Regions from separate parts of the Homo sapiens genome. Here region 2 is linked to region 1. A link is a contact called in ENCODE Hi-C data. All regions are on one chromosome and are shown on one strand. Each heading gives the region's core, a stretch centred on a gene start or an enhancer-like site at or near the end of the contact. The rest is flanking DNA. Distances are from core to core; before and after follow the strand shown. Region 1 holds the start of SMAP1 (small ArfGAP 1). Region 2 holds the start of COL19A1 (collagen type XIX alpha 1 chain).

Region 1 (7,809 bases), core at 1,789-4,288:
TGGGCCTCATATCCTCACTATGTCTAGCATATAACCCTGAACTTTCAGAAGTCCATACGTGTTTTTTAAAGCAATTCCTTTCTCTCCGCTCCACCCCCATTCACTTGAAAAATTCCCCCATCTGTTAAAAGCCAAGTTTAAGCATCACCTCCTCCGTGAAACTTTCCCAGATTTTCCCAGGCTACTGGATGTTCTGTTCCTTTTGCTCCGAGAACACTTTATAATTGCTATAAACTTTACAGTGTAGTCCTTTTCTATTTACATATTTGTAGCTCATAGTAGACTGTAAGCTTCTGATTATTAGTGTACTAGATAGAAGTTGTTTGATAAATACTGGTGAATAAATGCAATGTTGTTTTCTTCCCAGGATGTTTTGGGGACCAGTCTCTTTCTTCCTACTATAGTCTTAAAATACAATCAACTCAAATTTATATTTTAATAGCCTCTAAGCTGACCATCTAGAACCACACTATTCAATAATGTATCCACTAGTCACATGTGGCTGCTGAACATTTGAAATTCATCTACTCCAGGCTGGGCGCAGTGCCTCACACCTGTAATCCCAGCACTTTGGGAGGCCAAGGTGGGAGGATAGCTTGAGGCTAGGAGTTCAAGACCATGCTGGCCCACATAGTGAGACCCCATGGACCAGCAGGGTCTCGAACTCCTAGGCTCAATTTTTTGATAATTTCTTTATTAAAAAATAAATTCAGCCACTCCAAAATGAAATGAGCTGTGTTATACAGCATTTTGAAGAGAATATGAAAACAAGAATGGAAAGAAAATATGCCATGTTTTATATTACATCTCAAAAATATTTTGGATACATTGAGTTAAATCAAATGTATTAGTAAAATGTATTTTATGTTTCTTTTTCTGTTTTTAAATGTGGCTACTGCATTATTTAAAGTTATACGTGTGGCACGCAAGTATTTGTACTGGACATTGCTGTGACCCTTCAATCCATCCTGAAGGTTGTTTTTTGGTGGTAAACCTGTATTCTGTTTTTCTGAGTCCTCACAGTGCTGAACAGAATTTTTGTAGGGAGGAGAGGTACTCAAAAAATGGTGTTTGTTTACTGGTTACTGCAGGACTAACTTTCCCAAAAGATCCTTTTTATTATGCTATTATCCTACTTGAAGAATCTACAGGTTTTCTTTTTCTTTTTTTGGGGGGGGGGTGGGTGGGGAAGGAGTTTTGCTCTTGTTGCCCAGGCTGGAGTGCAATGGCCTGATCTCCGCTCACTGCAACCTCTGCCTCCCGGGTTCAAGCGATTCTCCTGCCTCAGTCTCCTGAGTAGCTGGGATTAAACAGGCATGCGCCACTACACCCGGCTAATTTTGTATTATCAGTAGAGACAGGGTTTCTCCATGTTGGTCAGGATGGTCTCGAACTCCCCACCTCAGGTGATCCGCCTGCCTCGGCCTCCCAAAGTGCTGGGATTACAGGCGTGAGCCACTGTGCCTGGCAAAAATCTACAGGTTTTCTACTGTCAATTTGCATCAAGGCCAGACTACTTTGTCTGGCTTCCCAAGTCTTCCATAACCCTATCATAGTTTACTTATGCAGCCTTATCTCAAAAGTAGTACCTTTTGTTCCAGTCTGTTTTCCAAGGTACTTCAGGTCTTCATGCTTTTGTGCAAGCTGCTCTTTCTTAATATCTCCCTCCCCAGTCCCCATCTAAATCCAGCGTATCTTCAGGACAAGGCTCGTAAGTTCTACCTCCCACATAATGTTTTTTTCTGTTCATTGGAACTCACCAATATCTCCCTAGTAGTTATTTGTCAGAGCTATGTAGTATAAGCTCTAATTTGTTTAATTACTGAGCATCTTCATTGCCATATCCATTCAATTTAATTCCAGAAACATTTTTGAGCCCCTGTGCCAAGAACAGGGCTAGGTAGCAATGAGGGTCACTTTTATGCAGGGACAGGGGCTAGAAATTGGCCTTACTAAGAAGTGTAAGACCGACTCTTGCTCATTGCCTTTCTTAGCATCTGCTTCATCGCAGGCAAGGACTGTGTTTATTTGGCTTGCATAAGCCCCATATTAGAACTTCCTCATAATATACAACATGCCAAATCATCGAAACTGCGTCACCCGGAGTTCAAACTTCATGAGCCTGGATTAGGGTCTGGGTTCCAATGAAAAGTGTTTTCTTTAGTTCTCTTTCTCTTGCATTAAGGATCACTATTTACACAGCTTCTTGTTAAAGTATCACCGCCTAGTACTTGGGTTCCTGGTCACACTTTCCCCCTTATGGAAGGGCTTACTGCCAGGTCTTTCAGACTCTGGAGCCAGACTGCTTTGGATTTAAATCTCAACTCCTCCACTAGTAGTTCTGTAATCTGGTCAGGTTACTTAACTCCTCTATGCCTCACTTTCCTCCCCTGTGTAATGAGGATAACAATATCATAAGGTTGGGGAAAGGGTTAAATGAGCTAACAGTTCGTTTAACAGAGTAATCACTCAATGAAATGTTATCCCCTAATACATGTCACTACTAGATTATTTCTCGCCCTTAAAATGTAAGAGACCGTTTTTCCTCTTTTCTTCCATCCGTGTCTCCAGCTTCTAAACTGCAGGCGAATAAACCTCGAATGAGTAAATGAACCCACCCAGTCGCTAGTTATTTCTGCATTTCCAATGTTGTGCCAGCAAGAGCAAAGGCAAATGGGCAAGTCAAAGTAGGCTTCTTGTAAAAGGTCTTCCATTACTGGGTTTTACTAGAGGCCCTTGCGGACCATCACATCTCAAAAGGGGGGAAAGCTCGTATGAGGCAGTGCCAGCTACCTTTCGGGAATCACCTTGGGCAGAAGGCCTTTTTGCAAAAAGACTCGGCAGCCCGGGCCCCGTAGGTTCGGCGCATGCGCAGCGCGCTCGGCGCCCGGGTTCCTTCCTCCGCGCCACCCGGAAGCCTCGGCGCGACCCAGTCCCCCTCCCCCTCCCCTCGCCGGCTAGGGTGGTGCGTGCCGGCAGGCCGGTCAAGGAGGCGGGACACGTCGGCGCTACCACCGCCACCGCCGCCGCCGCCCCTCCTCCCGTTCCAGCTGCCGCTGCCGCTTCCTGGGCTGAGTCCGCCCGCGGTCCCGGCGGCGCCAGGTGCGTTCACTCTGCCCGGCTCCAGCCAGCGTCCGCCGCCGCCGTAGCTGCCCCAGGCTCCCCGCCCCGCTGCCGAGATGGCGACGCGCTCCTGTCGGGAGAAGGCTCAGAAGCTGAACGAGCAGCACCAGCTCATCCTATCCAAGCTTCTGAGGGAGGAGGACAACAAGTACTGCGCCGACTGCGAGGCCAAAGGTAGCTTGGACGTCGTCGCTGCCCACGGTCGGGGCCTCTTGCGACCGGTGACCTTCCCGCCGCTGCGGCGCTCGGGGCCCGAGCGGACGCCTCGGCTTCGCTGGCCGGCTCCTGCCCTGACTGGAGGGCGGGTGGCTGAGCGGGCGGGCGCGGGGCTCCTGTCGACCCTCAAGTCCGCCAGAGGCGGCGGCGAGGTCAGGCCCGCAGGCCCTGTCAGTGGCCCCAGCCTCCCCTCCTCCCAGACACGGGTTTGAGCAGGTGCCAGGGTAGCGATGCTCGGACCCTCCACAGGGCTGGGGGTAGGAGCGAGGCTGGGAGCGCGGAACCGGGCACGGGTCTGGGCAGAGCTTAGGGTTAGAGAGTTGCCCTCCTAGCTCTGCTCATAGCTATCTCTGTGGGTGGGGCCGCGCTTAGGTCTGGATCCCCTCCTCTACCCTCCGGTGTGACCACGTCCTCCCACTCCGGGCTCGGATTCTTGGTCTCCTAGATGGAGCCCTACCTGCCTGCCCACCTGACAGCTTTTGTACAAGGCTTTTATCTCTGCTTCCTGAAAAAGAGTATGGTGGTCTTTTTCGGTGGGTTTGAGTTTTACGGAATAAATTAATTGGAGAAAGGTCTTTATTAGTAGTAGTATTGTTTTTTAGTCTGGTTATTAGCCAGAATGAAGAGGAATTTCATTACATGAGTCTCTTGGAGGACGGTGGGTTTGTATTTCTGAAGATTTTAGTAATTAGGTTTTCTCTGACCAGCTAGTTTGGGAGAATATGTGGACACTGATTTGTGTACCTCATAAATGCTGAAGGTTCATTTTAAAGATCTAGAGATGGAAAAAACCTAATTTTAGTTTTTTCGGTTGGAGGGCTTCTGCCTCAGCCTTTGAAACAGATATACTATTTTTAGCTGCTATGTTTTGTGTTTGGAGATCTGATTTATGTTTAATGTCTTGTAAGTAATCTCAAGGGAAATATTTCTTTTTTTTTTAAAGAAATGTCTTGTGTAGTTAAGAAAAGATCGTGTATATTTTTAATTGGTTTATTTCGTTATTGGGTGAGAAATAGGGTAGTTCTCTAAAGCAGGAGACAGTCTCTTTGGGGAATGTCCTTTAAGATTTCTGTGTTATTTGACTTAGACTTTTCCTGAAGCTTTACTGTTCTATCTCAATACTATATAAATGAGTCACATTTCAGTAGGCTGATAATATTTGACTAGACTGAGCCACACAGCATCAGCAGGTTACTTCACTGTCGTAACAGGTACTGAATTACTAGAAGAATCATGCGGGAATACTGTAACTAGATTATTTTTATGAAGCACTTTTCAATATAGTAACTTGATTGAGTCAAGATTATATTTATCCTATGTAACCTTTTCAGGTGATGAGTTTTTACAAAGTCCGTGCCTGGTTCTTGTAATACTTGTTTTCCTAGTAACTTGATTGTGTGTGGTTATTTGGGAGTTCTGCACTGTGTTTAGGCTCAGTTGCTTGCTCATTGACTGCACTAGCAAAACACTGAAAAATGGTCCTTTAAAAGGCCAAGAAGAAGAAAGAAGCTGAAGCTAAATAGTACACATTTTGTCATTTTGAGTAATAACATGGTTAAGTAGAGATGCTGGTAAATATTAAATCTGTTCATTAAAAGTCGAATAGTAACAGTTTCAGAATTAACCTTCCTTCATCTACAGACTTTATTAAAAATAATTTAATTTTTGTTCAAATTTCTGTCTCCAAAAAAGTACTTTATAAAATCAGATTTTCACTAATGCTTTCTAAAATAATACAGATTTTTAAAAGCCATTATTAACCATGTTAACTTTTTTTTTTTTTATTTACTCTTTTGAGGTGGGGAGAAGAGAATCATGTACTTCTTAAATTAGGATCAAAAGTTTTACTTCTTTGGACCTGAAGAATAGGAAGTATTCGTTTTGCTCAGTGTTTGTATTGCCACGGAAATCAGTAGATATATATTGAATGAATGTCTTTTGTATTTTGGTTTTGTCTGGCCTTTTGTTGGTTTACTTGTTTTGAGAAGTGAAGGAAGTGGGAGAGAAGAGAATGGTATCAAGAGTACAAGGGTGCAGCTTGAAGGGCATGAACTCCACAGTATAATTTACAAGGATTATTTTTTTCTTGTTGCTACTAAATCTAGAAGAATATTAAAATGATCTTGTAAATAATTTCATTGTTTTATCTTGATCTTTCAGGCAAAAAATCACAGGTAAGGCCACTTATTGATTTAATTAGACTTGATTTCATGGTTGTAATAATTGAAAAATTCGACATGATAGAGCAATTGATGTAAATATATTTTCACAGTTTTTGAGTATTTGGTAAGGTTGAAGTACATTATGGAGGCTTTTTTAGTAGAATTCTTGGCTTGTTACATGATTTTGGATCTATATGCTAGGATGACATAATAAATATAGTACTTTTAAAAGATATGTTAAAGGTCTTACTCTACAGCTCAGTTACTAAGAAGTTTCATTCTGTGTATGTATTGATGTTTTCTTCACTGTCTAGTAAATTGCATCAAACTTTTCATGTACTGTATTTCAAAGTTATTTCCTAGTTAACTCAATTTTCTTTCTTTCAAAGAAGCTTCTTCCACTGATCTTTGAGAATATGTACCAAAACTAAAGCTTAGGATTTGAGGTGCCTGTATTATCTTGCCTTATCATAGTTGGTAGAGGTATGTCAATTGGGTTTTGACATTTTCTTACTGAATCACCAGCTGTGTTTCCTGGATTGACAGTATTTAGGAAGCAACGAAGGAGAAAAGGATGGCATAGGCGCCAGTTTCCTGCTCTTGATCCTGCTCTTACCAAATCTGTTGAACAACTGGAGAATTTAAGAACAGGCAGATGGAACTACTCCTCCTCTCTCCTAGCTGCATTCATGACTCAGTGGGAGTTTAAAGCAGCTCTTGTTGGTTATTAGTTGGTGGCACTTTAGGGAGCAGTGAGGACTGGGAATGCCTTGCCAGCTTCAAGTTTAGTTTTCAGTATTTAAAGTGTTATCTACAGGTAATTCTAGCTTTGATTTTTGTTTTTTTTTTTCACTTCTCTATTCTTTCACATGCTCTGAATAGGGCATCTTGTGTTGGACATCAGGAGTAGCCTGAACTTGGCTGAGTAGGGCTCCTAGAAAACATCGCTGGGCTTGGCAGGTACCACATTGACATGTCCCATGCTTGTTAATGTATATTTCTGAGATTTTAAAAGTGCATTCAAGACCAGCCTGGCCAACATAGTGAAACCCCGTCTCCACTAAAAATACAAAAACCATTAGCCAGGCATGGTGGCAGGCACCTGTAATCCCTACGTGGGAGGCGGAGGCAAGAGAATTGCTTGAACCTGGGAGGCGGAGAGGCGGAGGTTGCAGTGAGCCGAGATCGCGCCACTGTACTCCAGCCTGGGTGACAGAACAAGACTCCGTCTCAGGGAAAAACAAAAACAAAAACAAAACATATAGATAAAATTCACATTGAGCGGTTTCTTCCCACTATCCCCTCTCCCCAGCCCTTGGCAGACACTATTGCATGTTCTATCTCTGTAGGTTTGGCTGTTCTGGATATTTAATATAATACAACATATGAACTTTTGTTTCTGACTTTGACTTCATATGTTTTCAAAGTTCATTCATTTTGTAGCATGTGTCGGTACCTCACTCCTTTTATGGCTGAATAATATTCCATTGTATGGATAGACCACAATTTATCCGTCTATTGATGAACATTTGGTCTGTTTCCATCTTTTGCTAGGTTTGATTTTGAGCATGTTTAAATTGGTATGAAAGTGAGTCTCTTGCCCATTCAATTTTGGGTAGTCAGAAACATAAGGTTTTTTAACTCTAGAGATTGTTTTGTTTAGCCTGTCTGATATTGAGAGGGTAAGCTCATTGCTGAGATCAAACACTCGTTTCTTTGTTCCGCAGATCTTGACTTGAAGACACACTGTTAGATATTGTATTAGGTAAGAGAGCTAAAAAAATTTGTAAGACCTAAAGGAGTTTGTTTAGTGTGGGTTGTGTTTTTGCAAATAAATGATTCTAAAACGATGTGCTAAGTGCTTGTAATAATGGTTTTAAGAAATAACTACCTCTATACTTATTTTGGGCTGTTGTTCCCCTTGCACCTTGACTTTTGCCCATTGGTGGTCTTTACAGTTCCTAGAATGCTGTTTCAAGACCTTTGCACGTGCTGTTCTTCTGCCTGGGAAGCTTTCTAACAAGTTTTTGCCTGCTCAGCTTTTGCTCATCTTTCAATTCCTGCTTAAATGTCTTTTCAAGGGAAATAATTCTCCTTGATCCTCTGAGATTAGGTTAGGCTTCCGTTTATACATAAAAGACAACACCCTGAATCTTTTATTGCACTTATCACAATTGTAATTAAACATTATTTAGGTAATTATGGGGTACACTGTATCCCTGCTGGATTATAGCTGTAAGAGAGGAGACCTTGTTTATCTTGGTTAGGGTAGTATCCCCAGTTTTCAGGACATGTGGTAGGCAAATGT
Region 2 (7,809 bases), core at 1,470-3,969, 800 kb before region 1:
AAAAGGAATATAATGGGAAGTGCATGCTAGGGATGACAAGTCAGATTTGGTAATTACAGTTAACAGTAACGTCTGTTCATCCACTATTGACGCATTGAAGTATTTCCATGGGATATGTAAGGGAGTCATGTATAGCTGTGCCCCATAAATTCAATAAAGAATGAACACTCTTATGGTTTGGTAACTGAGAAGTTAGCTGGGGGCAATGGTGAAATTCTTTCTTCCTGAAAAATGGAAACTATGAAAGGGGAGAAAAGTGAAAGACATTACAAAAGGGAACAAGAGCAACATGACTGGGAGTACAGAAGTATAGAAAAAAGGAAAAAAGAAATAGACATAAAGTAGACGAGATGGACAACTAAGGGTTAGGAGAAACACATTTTAAAAATGTATTAAATCCAAATTATAAAAAATGGTACAATGATCATTGTAAATTGTTAAATTTATATCAGTGGGGCATTACAAATATGGAACAGTTTTTTAAAATGTTTTCAATGGAATTTATCCCTCACATGACATAAAAACATTTAATTGTATCTTCCTTTAGGCATAAATGTTGAAAGAAGTTCGTTTTTTAAATCTGTTAAATTTTTTAAGTACATACGTGCACACAGATGAACTTGGTGTTAGAAGTGCTGCAAGCTGTTTATTAAAACTTAGAGTGCTGTCAGATTCCCCTGATATTTTCAGATGTTTGTTTACCAGCAGTAGCTTCAGAAGCAAGAAGAAAACCGGATCATTTATAATTGTATTTGGCTTAGATAAATAAAAGGTGTTTGGCTAAAGGTTCTTCCTAATTGAAGTCACTTTAAAATTCAATAAAAAGAACTGGCTAAAGAAGCAAACCCTAGGTATACAATAGTTTGTAATCATGAAACCAGCCTAGATTCAAACCCTTTCCTGAAAGAAAAATAGAGAAATATTTGTTGCCCTGGGGATGTTGGTGTATCTAGAAACAGAATAAGCAACAGATAATAATAATTTGAAGTTTTATTTATTCATTTTTCACTTTCTTCCAAAATCTTGCTTGGGTCAATATTAGAAATAAGAAAAGGGCCATTTTGAAATATAAACAAAAATATAAGTGTTTAGCTCTCTCAAATATCTTAACAATTATGAAATTATTAAAATGTTTAAGAAAATAATTCTAAGATAAACTTGATTTACTTGTATTAAAACAAAAATTAGAGACAAAATTGTGGACTTCCTTTTAGGTAGTTTTAAAGCATTACTTTAAATAGTTTCAATTAAGTGTAAATAAGGTGAATTTAATAGTCTGACAAAGAAATAAAGCCTGGATGCTCTTAGTTCAATTCATTAGTGATGGCAAGGTATATAAAGTAAAATTGCTTAGAGAAAGAAAAAAATCAAATGGGATAATACTTCAAAAAAATAGAGACTGATCACCAAAAGTCTAATGAAGGTTTGTGAATCATGTTTTTCAAATGGCCATTTGAGTAGCGTGACTCATGCAATATCCTCCCTCCTTGGCCTCTTTCCACAGTCAGCCAAAAATTAGTGATGAAAATCATATGAGAAGGAAATGTATCAAGTGGTTTTAAATCCTGACATAGAAACATGGTTTGCATCACCATGAATGCCGAACTCTAAAACTGCAGGTATCTTGATTAGGTTGAGAGAGAAGTTTAAAAATCACAAGTGATACTTTAATGGTTTCACTCCAATGAAGTGGAAAGGAGCTATCTTTTAACATTTTTCTTAACATCTTTATTTTTTGCCTGCCTGATTTTATTTATTCCTTGATCTGTGAGCTCTGATATGTGAAGTGTATTTCTATGGTTCTAAGGTAACTTTTAAGCTTGATGATTTTCACCATTGTGGATCAATAATATAATTTATCCTATTTCTCCCACTGTGGCAATACTGAAATAAAAATGTAAAACCAGTTTATCTGTTTTCTAATGCCTGGTTTACTCTTCTGAATTCTATAAATCATTCTGTTTTTCATATATACACATACATATGCATACACTATATGTATACATATAAATTTACTATATATGTATATATACCTACAAATATATATGCCTACAAGTATCCATATATACCTCCTATATATGTATATAAACCTACTATATATGCCTACAAATATATATATACTCTCTCTACACACACATACATGCACCTACACAGAAATCTGCAGGAAAATGACACTTTCACATATTCAAAGGGATCCCAAAAGAGTTCAAAAGCCAAGATTGGAAGCACCAACCCATGGAAAGATGTATTTAAAATCACAAAATACTTCTGTGGACACTGAGAAAAACCAAGCCACACAAACGTTTACATATGAGCGTGATTAGAAGGTGGGCAGACTGCCTTAATCAACTTTATATAAACTCTTGACATAAAAGTGAAAAAATGAAACATAAATGATATATTTTCTTAGCTCAACCGTTAAAAAGCCAATTACCTACTCGTGAACGTTTGCCACATACAATAATACTTTGAAGACACTTCATGATCAGAAGTGAGAAACTCTAGGCATTTGCATCCAACCGTCATTTTATCTGTGAAACTGCTAGTAAAACATAAACCTGAAAGGCATTACTCCCAGCTCTAAGGCGACATCGCTGTCATTAAAGAAAACCTGTGCCTGAGTTGGCTGAGTACCTTCTTGCAGAGTCCTCTGTCCTCGCGGAGTGGGAGGGTCACACTGGGAGAGACTAATAAGGGCAGAGATGCGTCCCCCTTCCCCACTCGCAGGGAGCTCACTCCTCGGCGGTGCCGCAGCCCTGTCCGGACTCCACTGCGCCTCTGAGGGGCTCAAATACGAATTCAAGGTAAGCTGCGCGGCTTTGCGACCGGCTCTGCACTTGCCCTCTCACACATGCCCGGGCTATGTCATCTGCTCGTGTTCCTAGTTATCTGTGTGCATCTGCTTTTCAAGAAAATGTAAAAACTGTGCTACACATGGAAATATGTTTAGGTGGATAAATAATGCACACCTGCATACGTTTCCATAGGGGCCTTAAGGATGGGACCAAAAACGTTTGGCAGGAGACGGCCACTCTCATGTGGTACATACCATGTAGTTCGTGTTCCTATGTTCACATGATGCAGGCTTCATGCGTTACACCTAAGTTCTAGGTGGTTTTTCTGGCTATGTGTGTCTGTGAAGCGGAACTATGGAGCACTGCTGATGCGGGTAGGGACAGACATCAAATACATTACAAAAAAAATGGGGGGTTAAAGGAGTAAAACAAACTCACTATCAATTCATGCCGTTAGAGCGCTTTTTTTTTTTTTTTTTGACGGTGTTAGCCCTGGAAGCGAGGCAGCCAGTTAAGCGGCGTAAGCTAAGAGACGCGGGGTTCCGGTGCGGTGCCCTCCGGCCCGGGGTTACCTACTCCACATGTGGGTGTTTTTCCCAAGTGCGGCTTCTGGGGGGCGGCGCGGGCGCGGGCGGGGATTCCCGGACTCCAGCCCCACCACGTTCCGGAGCGTCCGGCCCTGTTCCTTAATTACCCTGCAGCATGCGCAGCGCGGTCGGCCACAGCGCCGCCGCCGTCCCCGCAGTCCTCCCTGCAGCCACCGCCGCCGCCGCCGGAACGTCCCAGTCGCGGCGCGAGGAAGACGCGGCCCCAGCCTCTGCCGCCTCCGCTGTCAGAGTCCCGAGGCCACCGCCGAGAGCGCGCCGGCGCCGCAGCCACAGCGGCCGAGAACCAGGAGGCGGCGCCGGGCGGCCCAGCTAGGGCGCTGCAGGGTCGCGAGGAAGTTTGTTGGCCCGGAACCAAGCACGCCGTCGGGCACGCTAGCTCCCCGAGAGCAGGCGGGCGCGTAAGCGAACCCCCTTAGAGGTTACGGAGGGAGCGGGAAGCCGGCAAGAGGGTGGGCAGAGGAGCTGGGGGACAGGCGGGTGCCACAGGAGCCCCCGAGGAGCTTCATTTGATGAGAAGGTGAAGAGGCAGAGGGGACCAGCGTGCCTTGTCAGCCTCAGGGGACAGTGGGCTGGAGAGCAAAAAGAGGAGGGCCCAGAATGCTGATAATAAGTAGTTTTAATAGAACAATCCGTGAATAGAGGCAAGAGAGTGATCATCGGCCACAGCTTGAGATTGGGAGATGGAAGAGTAAGGGAAATAAATTGCGCCACCTCCCTCAATCCCCAATTCCAAGACGACTCAGTCCCATCTTCTGCTTGGATAAGTCTGAGGAGGATTAAGATGTGAGGATAATCACTCTGCTGTAGGGGAATTTACATCTGCCTGTTAATGGAGGAGATGAAACAAACGCACACCAGTATCTATTTTCAACCACCACCCCTCCCCAAAAAGGAGAGAACACCAATGCCTCCCCCTCTGCCCGAATCAAACACTGCTATAATTCTTTAGGAGACTAAAGGGAAAAAAAAAAAAGAAAGAAAAGAGCCCCTGCTCGTATGTGGGGTCTTGGCATCTCCTTGTTTTTGAGTGGTGGGAAACTTGCAGGACCCTCTCTAAGTAGAGAGATCTTTGATATGGGCCTGCAAAGCTGAGATATTTAGGTATTCCAGTGGTGAAAAACATGCATAAATGCCCCTTCCTGAGGAGGGCTGACAGGGTTTTTGTGTAGGAATATCTCTTCAGGATGAAAAAGAGGAGGGTGACCCCCAGAGGCAGAAAATTTATGCTCTCTCTAGGGGATAGAAAGTGGAGAAAGTAACTGTCAGGTGCTTCCGTTAGGTTTTGTCCTACCTGAGCTCTCTAAGTGCTAAGGGACCTAAATGGGGTTTCCTGGGAAAGGAGGGAGACAGTATGGCAAAAGAGCAGGAAAGTGAACCTGAAACTGAAATGGACAGGACTAAGAAAGAGCAAAAAGGTGAAAGAAACCCAAATGTGATTATTACCACAATTGGGACATCATCTCTATATCTGAATCATTCTCATCCTAGAAAACCATCCAAAACAGATGGGAACTGTTGGTATTTTCCAAAAATGGAAAATTTCCATCTACTTTCTGGTCCTCCAGTTTAATCTCTCCTGCTGCAATTTTAGTTTATTTTCTCCAGCAGGCAGAAATGCCAATGTGGGTACACAGAGTCAATGGTTCTAGAGGCGGAAGAAGATATGAAGTTAGAAACCATGGTAGTGTGACTAAGAGGCATCACAAATGAAAATTCAATTGAAGTATGAAAAATAAACTGAAATGCAAGGAAGTAGGGCTATAGATATGCTAATATATAACCCTGAAAAGATGCTGGAAAAAAAAAAAACCCAGAATGAATAGGACCAGAATTGAGTCATCTGAGGCAGGCCACATTGAGGATGTACATCTTAAACAGGCAGAGAATAACTAGCTTAGCAGAAGAGATCCAGCAGGGAGGGCATTCCAGCCAGAAGAAATTGCATGTGTGAAGGCTTAGAGGTAGGAGCAAACAGTCATGTGCCTGGTAAGACAGAAAATCCAAGCGGGGTGAAATCTGAGATGAGTAGAGCAGATAGCACCTGCCAAGGAGAGATTGGAAAGGACTGGCTAAGAAGCAATAGGCTTTTTAGGGTGTTATTTTGTAAGCCAATAATAAAATAATCAGGTGAGCAAGTTGCATATTAAATTCGATAGAAATATGATGTATGCAGAGTGGACTATTAGGCCTCTCTTATCTATGCATACGTTATGAAGCACAAAGGATTTCTGACCTCCTCTTTTTAAGAGAAATCAAAAGTAATTGTGAAATTTTAAGATTATTAGATCAGAAAACCAGTAGAGCCCTTCAAATTGAAAAAAAATGGGAAAAAGGATGAATTTGAAAATACGGCCATATATTATATATTAATTTAAGATGATATTGGATCATTGATATAGATATATCTGTGGAACACAACAGAGCAAGAGAATTGTAATCAGAAAAAAATGTAGGTCAGTTGTGATGGTTGAAATTGAGAATGGTACCGGAAAAGTTGATGGAAACAAATCATAGTTCAGAGAAGTGAGTCGGTAAAACAGACAAGTTGATGAGAATGGAGAGAATAGGTTAAGTGTGCTCAAAGGGAATCCCAGGTTTGAGACCCTCTGGAATGTAGACACTAGTTTGGAAGTAACAGAAGTAATAACAAAACTGAGGAAATGTAATAGAGTTGGACATATTTCAAAGTAGTACAAACATTAGGAACTAGGGAGTATGCTTTCTGTGGAGGCAGAGAGCAACTTCAATAGTACTATTTTTTTGTCCCACTAAGTAACTGAAATTATGTTCACTGAGCTTTCTTTTAGTAATTTTTACTCTATTTCTCCATCATTCTTTTCTTTATGCCCATCATTCTACAGATGTTAAGCCCATACCTGTCTATATTACTTAATGGTTCCCAACCTTTGATTTGTTTATTTTTAGTCCAAGTGTATTGCCTTAGACTGTATCATTCTACAGATTGATCCCATGAATACCTACTAAATGTCAAGTTTAAAGAAGACACAGATAAATAAAATACAATCTGTTTTCTCCAAGATGTTCAATATAGGGAAGAGAAAGAATGCAAAGGAGTTATAGCAGTGCAGTATAAAGTGTGCAGAAGCATAAGTGGGTATTGAGCTCTGTTGAATCACAGGACAGTGAGTAGTGAACTCTCCCTGGTATGATTCTCACAGACTTCACAGAGGACATGGCATTTGAGCTACACGTTGAAGGCAGACTAAGTGTTTTCCAGATCGGAGAGGATTGGAAGGACTTTCCAGTAGCCAAAAAAGCACATGCAGAAACCTGTGAATTGTTAATAATTTGATGGCGGAGAGTGTTTGGAAGGAGGTAGCAGGACAGGTGGTTGGACAGATGAGTTGAGGCCCCACTGTAAAAGAGCCTTGAGTGCCTCACTTTGGAGTGGGCAATGAAGAGCCACCAGAAAACTTTGAGCAGGGCAGTTAAGTGACTAGGTCTTTGTTTTAGAAATAGAATTCTTGAGAAGTAGGGAGGTGGAAATAAAGGGAACAAGATGGAGAAAAGGAATCCAGTTAGGAGTCTATTGCAATTTTCCAGATTAGGAATGGTAAAAACGTGAACTAAGGCAGTTTCAGCGAGGATGAGAAAGTTGGTATGGATTCAAAAGACGTTTACAAATAGATTTGATAGACTTTGACAGAGATTTGATATGGGGTGAGGGTGAATAAATTGAAGATGATTTTGAAATTTTTAACTTGAGTTCCTAAATTAATGATGATGCCTGTAATTAAAATGTGTAGGTCATGAGGTTTCTGTAGAATATAATGAGGGCAGAAACTTTGCCTAAATTGCAAAAGACATCTGCAAACTTACTTCAATTTAATTACTCCAGCCACTGATAAAACTAAGGAATAATGCTAGACCTAGTCGTAAACTCTTAGGGATATTTTGCCTGATTATTGGCTTGAATTTTTTACTCTATAGGCTTGGCTCTTCAGCTGGTTTTCTCTAATAGTTTACAGACTCTACTATAGCTTCACTAAAGACAGATTCTAAAGATTGGTGAAAGAACAGATGTGTAACACCTGTTGTTTTTGCTTATTTACACAATGTGTCACTTCATAACAGTATGACCAGATTTTCCTGGTGGAGTTACGTATGTATAGGCATACTGGATGGTGGTCAAGAAGTTTTGATTTAAAAATCAACCTACACAGTCACACATTATTTCCCTTTATAATAAATGCTCTGAAAACATGAGTTCTTTGAGTCATTTAACAAATTAAATCTACTTTTTTGAGAGTTGAGATGCCATGTACATTAAATGTAACAACGTATGTAAAGCAAATAAGTGTTCTCTTTCTATTTCCTCCTCTTTCTCTCTTTTTTCATGGTTCCTTTCCATATTATTTTCTATTTTGGTGTTGGCTTTAACACTC

The links. A loop is a pair of places that touch in the nucleus more often than their neighbours do. Pooled maps may share reads with other maps.
Region 2: a map of naive thymus-derived CD4-positive, alpha-beta T cell shows a loop between it and region 1 (5-fold over the local background). The contact joins the promoter of COL19A1 here to the promoter of SMAP1 in region 1. A Hi-C loop is called at or near these places in 1 of 168 maps with a recorded cell type or tissue (naive thymus-derived CD4-positive, alpha-beta T cell), 1 of 37 single-sample maps with no recorded cell type and 9 of 50 pooled maps.

What each region holds. Positions count from the first base shown.
Region 1 is chr6:70,664,845-70,672,653 of GRCh38, forward strand. It overlaps SMAP1 (small ArfGAP 1), which reads left to right and starts at 3,039. Exons shown (of 11, transcript NM_001044305.3): 1 at 3,039-3,297. The coding sequence starts at 3,180. RefSeq lists silencers at 2,821-3,220, 3,371-3,600, 3,721-3,780.
Region 2 is chr6:69,863,837-69,871,645 of GRCh38, forward strand. COL19A1 (collagen type XIX alpha 1 chain) reads left to right here and starts at 2,720. Exons shown (of 51, transcript NM_001858.6): 1 at 2,720-2,804. RefSeq lists silencers at 3,358-3,407, 3,628-3,677, 3,688-3,757.